Linked DNA regions of Homo sapiens: region 2 is linked to region 1. Evidence: chromatin loops called from intact Hi-C (ENCODE). Cell type or tissue: heart left ventricle. All regions are shown on one strand. Each heading gives the region's core, and the rest is flanking DNA. Links, peaks and the distances in the headings are about the cores only. Region 1 overlaps LOC105373734 (a long non-coding RNA gene). Region 2 overlaps CERS6 (ceramide synthase 6).

Region 1 (11,124 bases), core at 2,511-7,510:
ACCTGGTACCACTTGGTACCTGGCAGTTCAGTGACCCTTTTGGTACTTCTGTGTCCCTTCAGTAGGGACACAATGGAACTTCTTCCCCCCCCACACCACACCAGCATTCTGCTTATAGGCTTTGGAGAATATGGAGTCCTTTGGCTTGGATCCATCAGCTTGAACCTGATATATGAAGAACAGTGGCAGCCCAGTATGGCTTAGGAGGAAACTGAAAAGAAATAAAAGCATAAGCCATTAGATCTCAATCCTTCTCCTTCAAGCAGCCAGCATGGTTAAGTGACAGAGGACAGGGTCTCCTTTCCTATGGATCCTATCATACTTCTTGGAACTATAGTATATAATATTTACATAATCAGAATACATTTTTTGAGATTGGATTTTACATTTTTTGAAAATTTAAATTTTTTGACAAAGTACATAAGACATTTTGTCAAAAATTTAAATTTTTTGACAAATCACACGACATATCTATAGAAAAGTACAAATTTAAACTGAATAATTTAAAAATTATTAATATGACTAACATTTAAAAGAAAGAGGTAGAGATAGCACAAGTATGGTAAACTTGGCCAGGTGTGGTGGCTCACGCCTGTAATACCAGCACTTCGGGAGGCCAAGGTGGGTGGATCACCTGAGGTCAGGAGTTCGAGACCAGCCTGGCCAACATGGTGAAACCCTGTCTGTACTGAAAATAAAAAAAATTAGCTGGACGTGGTGCGGGCACCTGTAATCCCAGCTACTTGGGAGGCTGAGGCAGGAGAATTGCTTGAACCTGGGAGGCGGAGGTTGCAGCGAGCCGAGATTGTGGCACTGCACTCTAGGCTGGGCAATGGAGTGAGACTCCCTCTCAAAAAAAAAAAAAAAAAAAGTATGGTAAACTCAGCTGTCATCGAGGCAAGACAACAGATACTTTCTAAAACAGATAAATCAAGAACTATATGTATTTAAAGTTGAAATGTTAAGTACTAGAAGAAAAACACGAAAGCAACAATAGCAACATCGCAACTCTGGGGAATGGAAGTTGGAATGGAGGGTGAGAGAAAGGGATACTTAAATTTCCATTTCAGAATTCCTGTGCATTACATTTGAGTAAATTTTAAAACTCAGATACAGAGAATACTTTAACTAGTATTAAATACTGCACTAATATTAAATCTTAAAATAGAGACATCCTCATCAATAAGAAAATGCTTACCTAATATATATTTATTAAATTTCATATAGATCTTAGAAAAATGAAGTACATGTAAAGATGTGGACATTATGGAAGGATATCCATGATGTAGCATTAGGTGACAGAAGTGATTTGTAGAGCAATATGGTTAGAATGCCCTTTTATGTCAAAATTTTCATGTTCACATATACAGTTACATGTCACATATGTAAGTACACATTTGTGGATGCAAGAAAAACTGTATAGGGATGTGTCCCCAAACACTTTGGAATGTAGAGAAGGAAAGATTTTTGTGTTTCACACTTACCTGCTTTTTTTTTTAACTTTAAAAAAAAAGCAGCATGCATGTTCTAGTCGTTATTAATGATAAAGTTATAATTTAGAATGTGAGTTTGCATTATGGCACTTTCTCTTACCAGCTGTGTAATAAGGGGAGAGTCATGCTACCTACCCCTTTGCACCTCAGTTTCCCCATCTTTACACAGAAGAACTCGCATCCATTGCACTGTGGTATGTGTAGATGAAATGTTCCAAAGGAAATGCACCAATGTATCCTAGCAGCTTGTAGGGATTTGATACAAATTATATCCTTTCCTCTTTCTCCTTTCAGAATGAGAAATGGCAGCCAGGGTGACTCAGGAAGAGGGTTGGGTGGAGGGTGGAAAGTGAAGGGTGGAGGGCGGAGGAATGATTCAGACAGACACTATTTAAAAACAGCCCTCAGATGCACTAGGACGAAGCCATCTCCAGCTCCAAGATAACAACCCTCCCCTTTCCTACAATTTTCTTCCAGTTCCCACCCCAATCCTTTCTCTCCTAGGCACCTCTTAATATCTGTTTTAACCCAGCTTTATCCGTATAAAATGTTCGGAGGTTATTAAAATGTTCCAAGATAGAAACAGCCTCCTTTTTTCCTGCCCCTAAGTCATCACGCTACTTACTGTTGAGTACCTGATGCACTAAGTTCCTGAAGAGTAGAGTTCTGGCCAGGTGTGGTGGCTCACACCTGTAATCCCAGCAGTTTGGGAGGCCAAGGCAGGTGGATTACCTGAGGTCAGGAGTTCGAGACCACCCTGGCCAACATGGCGAAACCCCATCTTTACTAAAAATACAGAAACACCTGTAGTCCCAGCTACTTGGAAGGCTGGGGCAGGAGAATCGCTTGAACCCAGTAGGTGGAGGTTGTGGTGAGCCAGGATGGTGCCACTGCATTCCAGCCTGGGCAACAGGGTGAGACTGCATCTGAAAATAAAAAAAGTAGAGCTCTGTTTTGTGATTTTTTTCCTCCAGGGCCTAACACAATGACTAACACATGGTACTTAATGTGTACTGAATAACTCCAGAAAAACCTTTCTTGGTTCTTTCCATACCATTCCCATTACTCTTATGCCAGGATCACAGTTAATTAATTAATTAGATTAATTAACCCCCAAACCAAAAAAAAAAACAACCATTTTCAAGGAAGTAATACATGTAAAATAGCTGATACTTATTTGCTTACTAACACAAATGCACAAATTGGTGGAAGTTCAGACTGAGGTACTGGTTTAGTGGAAGGAGGAAAACAGAATACTTCCAGTCACTGGATTTTTCTAAGTGCTGGCTACTTTAAGTCAAACTACTCAGATGTCTAGGATCTGGCTTTCGTTGACTGTTCTGAAGGGTCTTTGTTAGTTGTACGTCAGTGGAAAAGAGACTGAGATGATGGTATTTGGTTGGGATGCAGCAGTCTCAACAACCCAATCCAGTCCTACCTCAACCATGTGTCACACTCCTAGCCGCAGCTGCCCATGGAACAGAGAGCAAAGCCAGGCCATTGCATGCATTTTATTGCCATGAGGATTTCATCGCCATCCTCAACACAGATCCCAGCTGAGCTATTCTGGACCATGTTGATGATGCTTTGTGCCAAGGGTAGACATAGACTGAAGGAGGTGTGCACCACGGAAAGTAGGCTGGCAACTTCTTCTAAAACAGCTTCCAATTCTCTGTGCTCCAGCTTTCACCAATCCAGTGTTGAGGAACAGACAGCCTCTCAAGCAGATGCAGCCCTTCCCCAACAACCCACCATCCTCAGGACTCCTCTTTGGAGAAGCAGCAAGGGAAGAGGTAGTGCAAGGAGAGTGGTGAGGAGTAGCTAGAGGCTCACAGCTTCTTAGCTGGGACCTCCGGAGTCCTCCTGGGTGATGGTTGCTAGAGAAGTGAGCGGCAAGGTGGGGGACTTAGTCTCCTGGTTTTTAAATCCCAGGTTCTTCTGAGGAACCCCAGAACAACTTCCTGCTGTCTCTAATTCCTCCTCCCTACAGCTGACTTTGGAATTGCTTGGCTTGGCGTTGTTGACATGATAATAATTATAGTCATTTTCATTAATTGCTCCCTATTAGAGCCTAATTGCCATGGAGTACAATAAAATTATGCACATCATTCAATGTGCCATATTAACTTCAGATTTTATTCCATTATAACAGTAGATTTGGTTCACTTTTACATATTACTGCTCACACGACTTAGTTATATACACTTTTTTTTTTTTGATAGACAAAAACAAACCTATTTCAAGTAGCCAAATCAGTGTAACCAGCAGGGGAGCCTCACGGGGGACTGGGACTAAGAAAAGGGAAGTTGTCTTTTTTCTGTGCTTCCCCTTTGTTCTTTTCTCTTTCTTCTGGTTATCTTTTTCTGCCTCTCCATGCACGTGGCAGCACATGCTCTTCCACAGTGGGCTCCTGATGTTTGATGACCTCCATTCAAGTGACAAGCCTAGACTGATGGCTATTTTCATTCTGCTTCCAAATTCCCAGGAGAAAGTGTCCAAGTAACTCAGCTTGGTTGATTATTTCTGATTCAATCAAGTGTGGTCAATAGGATGGCATGACAGTTCAAGAATTTCAGGGGCTCCCAACCTACGGGTGGTTGGGTGTGTGAGGGTGGTGGTAGAGAAGATCTCCAGTTTGCAGGGGTCCCCATGGTTGCGGACCTGTACCAGTCTGTGGCCTGTTAGGAATGGGATTGTACAGCAGTAGGTGAGCGGCTGGTGAGAATGAGCATTACTGCCTCTGAGCTCTGCCTCCTGTCAGATCAGCAAGTGACATTAGATTCTCATAGGAGCGTGAACCCTATTGTGAACTGTGCATGCGAGGGATCTAGGTTGCACACTCCTTATGAGAATCTAATGCCTGATGATCTGAGGTGGAACAGTTTCATCCTGAAACCACTCCCACCCCGACCCCCTGCCTGGTCTGTGGAAAAATTGTCTTCCACAAAGATGGTCCCTCGTGCCAAAAAAAGTTGGGGACTGCTGCTTTGAGGCTTTCTGTAAGGTGGGGGGTAATAATGCAGAGAACCTGTCTCTTGGGGTGGTGGTGAGTGCTGCAACTGGCATTATTCACAGGGTACTTTGCACAGTGCTGGCACATAGAAATCACTGAATATAATGTTTACCATTATTGCTGTTATTATTATCTCTTTGGGTCCTTAAAACATTTTTTCAGGATTTTTAGGTGGGTATTATTTCAAAATCCATAAAATACACCTAAAGATTTATATGAGAAGAATCCAAAAATCTCAGGGAAATCATATGAAAGAAATTATTTGTTTTCCTCAAATCTCTGAACGACAGTTTAAACATTTTCACACACTAGATCTAATTTTGGAGAGCTTGGAAACCTGGCCTGTAAGATTTCACTAATCCAGGAGGGGGCAGGCTTCCCAAACACAAATGTCCTCTGCTGAGGAGCCGTGGCTCCAGGAGAAACAAAGGCGCGTCGGTGAGAGCCGTTTCAGAAATCTAGTATTACCTTCAAAAAAATGTAAGAAATCAAAAGCAACTGGCCTAGAAGAATCCCTGGCTGTGTCATCCAGAGGCACCTTGTCACCTGCCAGGCCAGGTCGGCTGTAAGCTTGTGAAGTAAGCAAAAGAAATTTCCCGTGTCCCCACCCACTCCTATCTTTGCTTTTGTTTCTGGTCCTCTGCCCGCTTCCTGCCTGTGCCTTCCTCATTAGTCTTTGTTCCCCTCTCCCATGACAATCTATCTTTGGGAAAAATAACTGTGATTTAAATGTTTATAGAAGTAAGGATCCTAGGAATATTAGGTCGCTTCAAACACTTTCAAGCGCGTGATAGTCACTAACAAGGGAACTAGCCCTACCAGGACTAGTATTAAGAGAGATGGAGGATTCGTGGCTTAAAGCAAGGGCATTGAAGGTAGATAGGGCTGGGTTTCAATCCTGGCTTTGGTGATAACACATTGCCAGCTCTGTGACCACTTCCCAGCTCCTTTACCCTGGGTAAGTTACTAAGCCTCTTTCTCCTCATGTGTAGAAGGAGGGTAGTGTTAGAACCTATCCCAGGATTTCCTCAGGATTAAAAAGGAGTGTGCATGTCTAGTACATAGTATTTGGCACATAAGACATATCAACTGTAGTTGTTATTATAATAAAAGTTTTATTATAGTGATATGACGTTAATAAATTATTACAGTAATATAATTTTTTATTACTTTGGTTTTTTTTTATCATGGTCCTATTTTATACCACACATTAGACAATTTCTGGTGTATTACCTTTAGGTCTGAACTGGAGGAAAAGGATACATTTTAAATGAAACATGACATGTTAGAACACAGAAAAAAATGAGCGGGATGAAGTTTCTGGAAACTCCTATAAAAATTTGTTGAAAGAGTTGTGGTCATTGGAACTGAAAAGTATGAGAATAAGAGCTTAAGAGCATGCATCTTGAAATGCAGGAACGGCTGGAGGGAATCCCGAGGGGCCTGGACAACCCTAATCCTCTAGATCAGGAAGGTTTTGCCCTTGTTTCTGTTAGTTGCCCAAGGGGAATTACTGCCCCCACCTCAGTTTATGTTTATTTCTCAGTTTAGAGGTTTTCAGAACCAATGGAATGACAGACCCATGATTACAAACTCTCAAGGGAAACTTTTCCCCTAGAGCCCAGACCACTGAGATAGAAAATCACCTTTATTGTCTCCCTGAGCCGATGGGTGCATTTCCTGATTCATTCCCTCACTCTGAGTATAGCCCTTCTGAAGACCAGGATTTCTGCAGGGGTTGCAGTTCCAACACCCAGCATTCTGTATCTCCAGGCCTCACATTCTGCCCTGGCCTGAGCATTCTAATCCAAGCCTCTAGGTGGCCAAGCCAGGCAACTCCCACCCTGAGTGGCTCTAGCATACATGCACGTACTCACTGCTCTGATTTTTCCTTCTCACTTCATCTTTGACTCCAGGAACTTTCTTTACTTTCTTCCAGCATTCAGCCATGTCTTAAAGGAGACTTGTTTTACTGGATCCAGAATTTCTGATTATTGTGGAGCTACATGGTTTTTGGATTGTTTAGTTGACCATACACCTAGAGGCAGAAATTAGTTTAAAAATAATTAAACAATTAAATACAAAATTTAATCACATTTAAAGGGAAGTTGGGAGTTCCTGAGGGGTAGATTTAAGCTATTAAAGGAAGCTGCTAAAGAGAGCTGCGGAATGGTGAGGTCCAGTCAGCGTGGGTATTGGGTGGCTCTATTATGCCATCATGGCGACTGTCACATTAAATAATTCTGAAGCTGAAAGAATTTAAGGGAATGTTTGACCTGCCCCACAGTATATGTATTTAAGACTTAATAGGCCATAGGGAAAGTCAGCAAATGTTCAGGAGAGTCTTTTTCTGAAAAAATGTTCCCACCTAAGGGATTAAGGACCTCCTGTAAGGAAGGCTGGGCTCAGGGAACTATCCCACACCCTTAAATCTGTTTCTTTGTGCTTGTGGGGCAAGAATAAGCTAAGAGCACCAGAGTTGTCATTAGGATCAACGGAATATATTGGTTGGAAAAAAGGAATACTCAAAATGCTGCTTCCCCTTCCTTCACATTCTGGTCATTCAGGTAGTCTTTTTAGTTCTGTAATACTTTACAGCGAGAGTTTCTCTCTCATATACATTTTCTTTGTCACAAAAGCCGTGTGAAATAGACAGAGATTATTGTCTCCATAGCAATTTGTTCAAGGACACACAAGAGTAAGTGGACAAAATAGGACTTGACTTTCTGTCTTTAGGTTGGATCATGGGATGCCAATTCTTTTGTATGAATTGCACTCATTCTCAAGTCTCTGACATGTCAGGGAGAACTTTGGTCGTCTCTTTTGGAGGCTGTTGGTCTCTAGTACAGATTCTCTGCTCTTACTTGGTTTGTTTGATTCTAAAGATGTCTTACTTGGCTTCTCTGATTCTAAATTATCTTTGAGAAGAGAATATGGTGACTCTTCATTCCACTCTATGACCCAAATCCTATGCCTTTGGTTATCTCCTACTAGATTATAACCACAATCAGTTATACATGAATCACCAAACTAACTCAGCACACACATATTATGTAACACAATAGCTCCTACAGACAAACTGTGGCTTGGGACCATTATTTTAGATCCTGTTATCCAGGTAAGTATAGTAGGTCGCAAATGTTAGTGGTCAACCAATTAGACTGGAACAGTAATCATTACAGCAGGTCAAAAGTCTTGAGACCCTTTAAATGCAGGTATGTAAAGCAGCATTGAACGGGAACACTTAAATTTCTTTCCATCCTCTAACTATGCTCCAATCTCAAGTAACTTTGCTCTTTCATCATAGAGGATGGAATATGATGTGAAGACATAAGGGGTTGCCCTAGTCATTTGCCATAGTCTTTTTCTGAGGTTACTTCTCTCTATAGAATAGAAAGTGCTGGCTCTATACTATTTTACACTGTTTTGAATTCGTTTCTTCCCTGTTGGCTTTACCTGAAGGTTGTGTGTGCCATGGGATCACTAACCTTAAGCTCAGCCTGGCTAGTGGGAACATTCACTGAAGACACAACATCAGGCTGTTTTTACCAGTTGATCACATTTATTTTTTGTCACAAACATCATTACATACTTCCCCCTAGAAGCCAAAGAAAAACATTATCATAACCAGAAATAATTAGAAAAAGCACAGAATAAAAGAGGCAGTTCTGGTTACAAAGACAACAACCAATGCCAACAAATATTGTCAATACCCCTTTCATCTCCCTGGCCTTGGTTATAAAAATATGATGGTACTATAAAGTGCTAAAAATCACTAATGACATTGGAAACTCTCATCTATTAAAGCAAATGCAAGATGGAATATACTTATTGTAGGAAATAAAGAGGTTTGTTAACAACAACAACAACAACAACAACTCATGACTTTGGGAACAGTCATGTGTTAAAGACGCGAATTCCAGGATCTCAGTCATTTCCTCTCAGTGAAACATTATCAGAGACAAACAGAAAATCAATAAAAGATTTAAGTCTCATAGAGTTTGTGTAAATATTGTAGAAATGACTTTCACAAGAGTGATAAGCACAGCCTTATCACATTTAATTCAGCTGAGAAGTCCAACTAAAACATAAAACTCTAATTACCCCCTCTGATGGCCAGCAGTTTTATAACAATGAAAGTAGCTGGATTTATACTGTATAAGCCAGCACTTGAGCACTCATCCATGCAGCCTTGCCACCTCAACAGGTTGCCAGCACCTGCCTTCCCACTCCTCTGATGCCAAGTAAAAGTGAAGTTTGCTTGTGACGCTCCGAGATTCCTGAATTCATCCCTATTCTCAAAGGAAACTTTTCAATCTCATTCAGACACTTCCCAGCTCTCAAAAAAGACAAGGAAACTAATTTCTACCAAAGTGTGAAACTAGTGATAGTTTAACATGCACCTCTTTATTTAACATGTACCTCCTTATTTTTCCTAGAAGAGTTGCAATTTAACAGGAATCAAAATTCTAACCTACAAGCAGAGCAGAACTGTGTTTATTGTGTGCTATCTTTTGGTTAAGGAACTATATAATTGTATTTGCTTATATTTTCAAAAATTAACAATGAAAGGATGAGACAAAATCTGACAAAAACAATTACCTCTTATATAGGGAGGGAGGAAATGGGGTAGAAAGCACATGAAAGCAATCCTTTTCTGGATTTACTTTGTTTTGTGCTTTTTACTTTAAAACAGAGGTGTGTGCTGGCCAGGCGCGGTGGCTCACGCCTGTAATCCCAGCACTTTGCGAGGCCGAGATGGGCGGATCACGAGGTCAGGAGATCGAGACCATCCTGGCTAACACGGTGAAACCCCATCTCTACTAAAAATACAAAAGAAATTAGCCGGGCATAGTGGCGGACGCCTGTCGTCCCAGCTGCTTGGAAGGCTGAGGCAGGAGAATGGTGTGAACCTGGGAGGCGGAGCTTGCAGCGAGGCCACTGCGCTCCAGCTTGGGCGACAGAGTGAGACTCCGTCTCAAAAAAAAAAAAAAAAAAAAAAAAAAACAACCACTTTGGGAATCATATGTAATAATTTAGAAAAAGAAGGCTACAACATGACCACATGCTATTTATCTGAGGAATCCAAGAATTTAACATTTGAAAATCAACTTAATGTAATTCACCATATAAACAGACCAAATAGGCACAGAAAAGCATTTGACAAAACATGACATCTGTTTCTCATTAAAAATCTCTCAGCAAATTTGGATAAGAAGGGAATGTCTTTAACCTGATAAAGGGAATCTATGAAATAAACTATAGCCATACATCATACTTAATGATGAAATACTGAATACTCTCCCACTAAGGTCAGGACCAAGACAAGAATGTCTGCTCTCACCACTTCTATTTAAGTGTGCTTGAGACTCTAGCTTGGGCAATAATGAAAAAAAAAAAAAAAGAAAAAAGAATAACAGATGTTCAGATTGGAAAGGAAGAAGTAAAACTCCCTTTATTCCCAGATAATGTGATAGCTTACATAGGAAATCTGAGCAAATCTTAAAAAGCTCCTAAAACTAATAAATGAGCAAGGTTGCTGGATACAGGATCAGCAAGCAAGAATCAGTTGCGTTTCTATGTACCTGCAACAAACTATCAGAAATTTAAATAAAACAATGCTGCTTACAGTAGCATAAAAATATGATACATAGATGTAAATTTGACAAGATATGTGCAAGACCTATATGCTGAAAGCTACAAAACATTGCCAAAATAAATTAAAGCAGATCTAAATAAATAAAGATATCATGGTATTGAAGACTTGATATTGCTAAGTTAAAATTATCCTCAAATTGGTCTATAGATTAAACACAATCTCAATCAAAATCTTGGCACACTTTTTTGGTACAAATTGACAAGCTGATTCTGACATTTATATGGCTATACCAAGGACCTAGACTAGTTAAAACAATTTTGAAAAGAAGGAAAAAGTTGAGAACACTAAAAATTACCTGATTTCAAAGTTTATAAAGCTACAGCAAGATACTGTGGTACTGGAGTCAAGTTAGACAAGTAGACCAAGGGAACAGAATAGAGTCCTGAAACAGACCCAAACATAAATGAAAACTTGGTTGTTGACAAAGTTTAAAGCCCAGTTCTTGGACAAAAATGTAGCCTTTCAACAAATGGTTCTGGAAAAAAGGGAATATCTATGTGCAAAATAAATGAACTTTGATCCACATGTTGTACCATATACAAAAATTAACTCAAAGTGAACAATAGACCTAAGTGTAAAATCCAAAAACTATAATACTTCTAGAAGAAAACATATGATAACATTTTTGCAGCCTTGGGTTAAGCAAAGATTTCTTGCACAAAATACCAAAAGCACATACTGGGTGAAAATATTTGCAAATCATGTATCTGATAAATAACTTTTATCAAAAATATCTAAAAACTCTCAAAATTCAACAATAGGAGAAAAAAACAAATGAAAAAGGAAGAAAATTTAAATAGACACTTCACCAAAGAAAGTATATTGGTAGCAAATAAGCACAGGAAAAGATGTTCAACATCTGTAGTTATTATGGAAATGCAAATTCAAACTATCATGGATATCACCACATATCCATTAAATTAACAAAATTAGAAAGACTGACCACACCAAATATTGAG
Region 2 (5,000 bases), core at 1-5,000, 180 kb after region 1:
AGTTAGTAAGCTAAAAGTGTTAGCATTCATTGAAGTTAGGAATTGGCTCTTCCCTGTAACTTAGGTGAATTTTTTTTTTTTAGACAGGGTCTCGCTCTGTTGCTCAGGCTAGAGTGCAGTGGTACAATCATGGCTCACTGCAGCCTTGACCTCCCAGGCTCAAGTGATCCTCCAGTTTCATTCCCCTCCCACTGAGTAGCTGGGACTACTGGCATGTACCACTGCAACTGGCTAATTTTTAAATAATTTTTACTTTTTTGTAGAGACAGGGTCTCACTTTGTTGCCCAGGCTGGGCTCGGATTCCTGGGCTCAAGTGATCCTCAGGCCTTGGCCTCCCAAAGTGCTGAGATTACAGGTGTGAACCACTGTGCCTGGCCCCTGAAATTTTGAATAAAGGGAGAGAAAATGGTGGCAATGAGATAACAAGAACTTTTGTGTGTTTTCTAACTACTCAAGTAGATGAAACTCAATTAGATAGTTATATCTGAATAAATAGTCAAACATTTATTATGTGCCAGCAATGATACTATTGATAGCTGTATTAGTAATGCTTTTGGCTGAAAGTAACAGTACCTGATTGATACTGACTAGGTGAAAACTGATGATCTTGTATAACAGAAGCATGTAGGTCAGTTGTTCTGGTTTTGCTGCACTAGCTTTACAAAGCCATAGAGACGTAGAGCCTTTCTGCCTCTCTGCTCTACCATTTTGGGTTTTGTCCTTAAGCTTGTCACCTCTTGATCCCATTATCCCTGCTTCAAACGACATTATCTTTTACCGCAAGGAAGGAAGCAGAAGTTAAAGGCTGAGTGGAAAAATGAACAGTTGTTCTCTTATCAGGGAAGAAGATTTTTTTCAGTCCTTTCTAGTACCCCCAGTAAACTTCTCTACACCTGCTAGGGAAACAGAGAAAACAGATATTTAGAGAGTAAGAATCTGATTTTCATGATTGTCTGAGATGAATCATAATTCAGAATTACCCTTCCTAAATAAAAGGGGTGTTTTGTTTGTATGAATGAAAGAGAGGTGGTCGTTGGGTGGAAGAGCCACACTGTGTACGACAGTGGCACGTGCAGCACTTTTAGAGTAGAAAGAGCAAGCTCTGGCCATTAGGGACCCCACTACCTGCTGGTGGAGAGAAGGCCAATAACCAAATGACTATAGTGATCTGTGGAATAACTACAGTGTCAAGCAGGTGACAAATACAACACTATTATAGGAAGATTTGGAGAGAGGCGTGGAGGTTCAAGAAAATCTTGGAGAAGATATTATTTGTGATATTCACTGACATTTTCAATAGGTGTAGATGGACAGGCAGTGGCCTTTAGACCTCTGCAAAGACTGAAGCCCTGGGTTTGTATAGCAGGTGTCCTAGGAGAGTAATCAGTGGGCATATCGGGAAGTATTTGCAGCCCACACATGCCATGGTGGTTGCTGCAGTGCTGCATTAGACAGCAGTAGATGGATGAAAATATAACTTAGTGTCCTCTTCAGACTTGTCTGTTCTGTGCCAGTTGCAGTGCTGGATGCTCCTGCAAATAGACTTATCTTCTCCAGTAGACATGCTGATGTTTTTCCCCTTCATGTTCAACTCATTCAAGGGCCACCCTGGACTGCATTTAAAGTTGAATGTTGAGTTCGTGTGTGTGTCTGACATCTATTATTTGTAACCTATAGAAGCAGGTAGTGTGTTTTATGCAAAAGGAAGTCTCAAAGGACCTTGAGTCACAGCTCCAACTTTCTTAGTGTGATGTGATAATATCATGCAGTTTAATGAACTGTGGTAGGCTTAGAATGCTCATGACTTACATTAGTTTCATTTTGAATGATGTTTAATAAGCATGCCAAGTTATTTTCCATACAATTAGAGAAGTCATTGAGCTAATTTTGCTATATAGGAAGAAATTAAGGAAAAAGACGTGGTGATTGTGAAAGGAATGGAGCTAAGTCTCAGTCTTCTCTGAAGTCTCTATCCAGATAGCTCAGTGCTGCTCCATGCTGGGTCAAGCTGAAATGAGAATGGAGACTCAGATAGAGACGGAATTGAGACACCCAAGTCACCTTTCAAAAAGGGGCATTTGTGGAAAGAAAATCCGTGTAACGAAATGATAAACAATAATATTATTGTTGCTGTAGCACTCAGGGGGTTGGGATGAGATAAGCCTAGTGAATGATGTGGCTGCTAAAAACTTAGTGTCTGTAGCTCTGATCGTTGGTATTTGACTTCTAGAATGAGACAGATGATCATTTTACTCTTCTTTTAGTAAATACGGGGTTTTATGTATGTGATATGTACTTACACATCTCTCTTTAAAAAGGATTTATTTCACACAGTGACTATGCCATTATAATAGCTAATAAAATTAATTATAGTATATATTAATATATATTTTAACTATATTACTTGTGTATTATATATCTAAACTATATATCTGTGTCTATGTCTGTATCTCTAGCTATGTGGACATTTTTCCTGAAGAAAAAAAGATGCATAATATCATAGCTATTTTTGGATGTTGGAGGATTGTCATGTGGAAGAAAGTTTGTCTTTATTCCTCTTGGTAGGAAAGGCTCAGTTGGCAGAGCTATGGAGAGACATTTAGGTTCAGTTCTAAGGAAGAATTTCCTTAGGGTGGTGCCCACAGGTGCAGTGTGGGCTGCTTTAGAGAATTCCTTCATTCCTTAAGACCAGTCTGTTCAAGTCCAGGCCAAGGCAGTGGTTCTCAAGCTTCAGCATGCCTCGGGATTACCTGGAGGGCTTGTTAAACCCAGGTTGCTAGGCCCCACGCCCAGAGTTGTTGATTTAGTAGGGCTGGGACAGGTCCCCAGAATTTGTATTTTTATCTGCTTCTCAGGTGAGGCTGAGGCTGTTGGTCTGGAGACCACACCTTAAGAAACACTGGACGAAGTACAGCATCTCAAACTGCATTGTGTATGGCAGTTATTTGGGGATTTTTGTTAAAACACAAAATCTGATTTGAGTTGGCCTAGAATTGGGCCTGAGAGTCTGCATTTTTAATATATCTACCAGAAAATACCAATGCTTATGGTTCTTGGGTCACAATTCTTGTAATGGGGTAAATAATCCCTTGTCAGTGATGACGAGGCTTGAGGAAATTTAAACATTCAATGGGCTTTTGGGCCAGAGGGTATTCAAAGTCCTATACAACGGCCCGAGCCCCTGTGAAATGATTTTATTTTGGTAAGTCCCTAATGGGGACAAAGAAAAACTTGACTTTTGCCTTTCAAAAAAATTTTTATGGTAAAATGCCCTTTTCTTACAATTATCACACCATCATTACTAGCATTTTATGACCCTTCTCTGCAGGTCTTTAAATAAGAACTCATTTAAGTCACTCTATGAGCTGTTGCCCCTTAGGAAAATGCCTCATTGATTGAGTCTACCACTGAGCTTTAAATGGAAATGACCTTCATTTTAAAAATTTAATTGAGCTTTGATATTTACTTGCACATTTGGTTATTTCTCATAAATGCTCCTATCAAAGAATTTTGAGAGTTTAATACCATTATGTCCACTCAGTGTGCTTTCTAATGATGCCCCTAGGGTTGTGGCTATTTAAGGATTACAATAAATCAAGAGAATACTAATCTCTTAAAAAATAATGTGGATCTGTATCCATTGTTTGGGTAATGCAAATTTGCATTAAGAAAACAAAATGTCCCCCAAGAGGATATGCATGTTTCCTTATTAAGAGCCAAGTGAATATTTCATTCTGTTTTCTCCTATTTGCTCCTTATGAGTAAGCTGTGTTTTGCCTTTGTTAGCTTCAAAGTTTGCTCTCTAAGGCCTCTTATTTGAGCTTCTCTTTGATTTTAATCCTGTGAGTTTCCATTGCTGTTTAGGTTTTCTGGCATTGAGGGGATATTCTCCTAGAAGCACAAGCAGTTCATAGACCAACTGGAAGTACACGATGAAGAGCTCAAAAAAGAAAAGCTGGTTATTAATAGCTCTTTAACTTATTGATATGTTATTTTTCTCATACAAAGAGAAGAAAACCAGCATTTGCCTGTATATGTGCCAGGCACTTCACACCAGTGTATCATTTAATTCTTTAAACAGCCATATGGTCCAGGTGATATAACTGTATTACAGAAAAACTGACTCAGGGAGGTAAACTAACTTAATATCTCACAGCTAGTAAGTGATCAAATCAGGATTTGAACCTATGACAGCTTGCCTTTAAAGCTGTTTAGCTGCTTTTTATACAATGAGGCTTCTTAATACAAACAGTAAATTGTTTGGAATGCAGATGTTTCCACACCCTGTGCGAGTGGCCTGACAGCAGAAGGTTTTGAATGAGAGAGGGAGAAAATAAATGTCCTGGTCAGTTAGTATCTCTTTAGTTTCTTATCCAGCAGCCTTCAACAAATTCTGTATTAGCCTGTGCTATAAAAAGCAAGTGAAGATAGATGCCCAGTTGGCAGGAGCATCCCCAGATTGAAGCGTTTGAACACGTGAAGAACACTCTGTGCTGGTTATTAAGCCATTATCTCTTGGCTCCAAATCCACCCTTCATATTTTGTTTGTGACACTGGGGCTGAGGCTCTAAAACCATGTTTCTCCTTTGCCGGCTTCTTCCCTATAGTTTCTGTCAACAGAAGGTTCTAGAGGGAGGCTGCTTGGCTGGAAGAGGAAGACTGGACATGCTTATCCTGTTTGCCTCCTTTCCTGAAAGTATCCCCTTAGCATCAGTGGATTTTTCTTCTTTATTTAAAAACAGACTTTATTTTTAAGAGCAGTTTTAGGTTCACATCAAGATTGAATTAGAAAGTACAGAGATTTCCCATATCCCTGTCCCTACACATGCGTAGACTCCTTTGTTATTAACATCTGCCAGCAGAGAGTACATTTGTTGCAGTCGATTAACCTATGTCATATTATTATCACCCAAAGTCCATGGTTTACTTTAGGGTTCCTTCTTGGTGTTGTACATTCTGTGGGTTTATGCAGATTTATAATGCCATGTGTCCTAGTCCA

What was found. Peaks named below come from ENCODE experiments on the same cell type or tissue, not always from the same donor. Only the 100,000 strongest peaks of a DNase experiment are listed, where the experiment ranks them.
Region 2: it touches region 1 in a loop (2.5-fold over the local background); 2 of 110 quality-filtered maps call a loop at or near these places.

The regions. Positions count from the first base shown.
Region 1 is chr2:168,341,939-168,353,062 of GRCh38, forward strand. It overlaps LOC105373734 (a long non-coding RNA gene), which reads right to left. Exons shown (of 6, transcript XR_923559.3): 3 at 7,995-8,104; 4 at 6,380-6,544; 5 at 1-2,419. Among named protein-coding and RNA genes, the nearest start is that of STK39, 100 kb to the left of the region's middle. In heart left ventricle, for the core only: CTCF peaks have their summits at 4,878 (motif pointing right) and 6,324; a DNase peak (open chromatin) is centred at 4,923; H3K4me3 peaks cover 608 bases; H3K27ac peaks cover 221 bases.
Region 2 is chr2:168,522,471-168,527,470 of GRCh38, forward strand. The region is part of intron 1 of CERS6 (ceramide synthase 6); the gene reads left to right. Among named protein-coding and RNA genes, the nearest start is that of MIR4774, 58 kb to the right of the region's middle. In heart left ventricle, for the core only: no CTCF peak of the experiment used is centred there; no DNase peak of the experiment used is centred there; H3K27ac peaks cover 5,000 bases.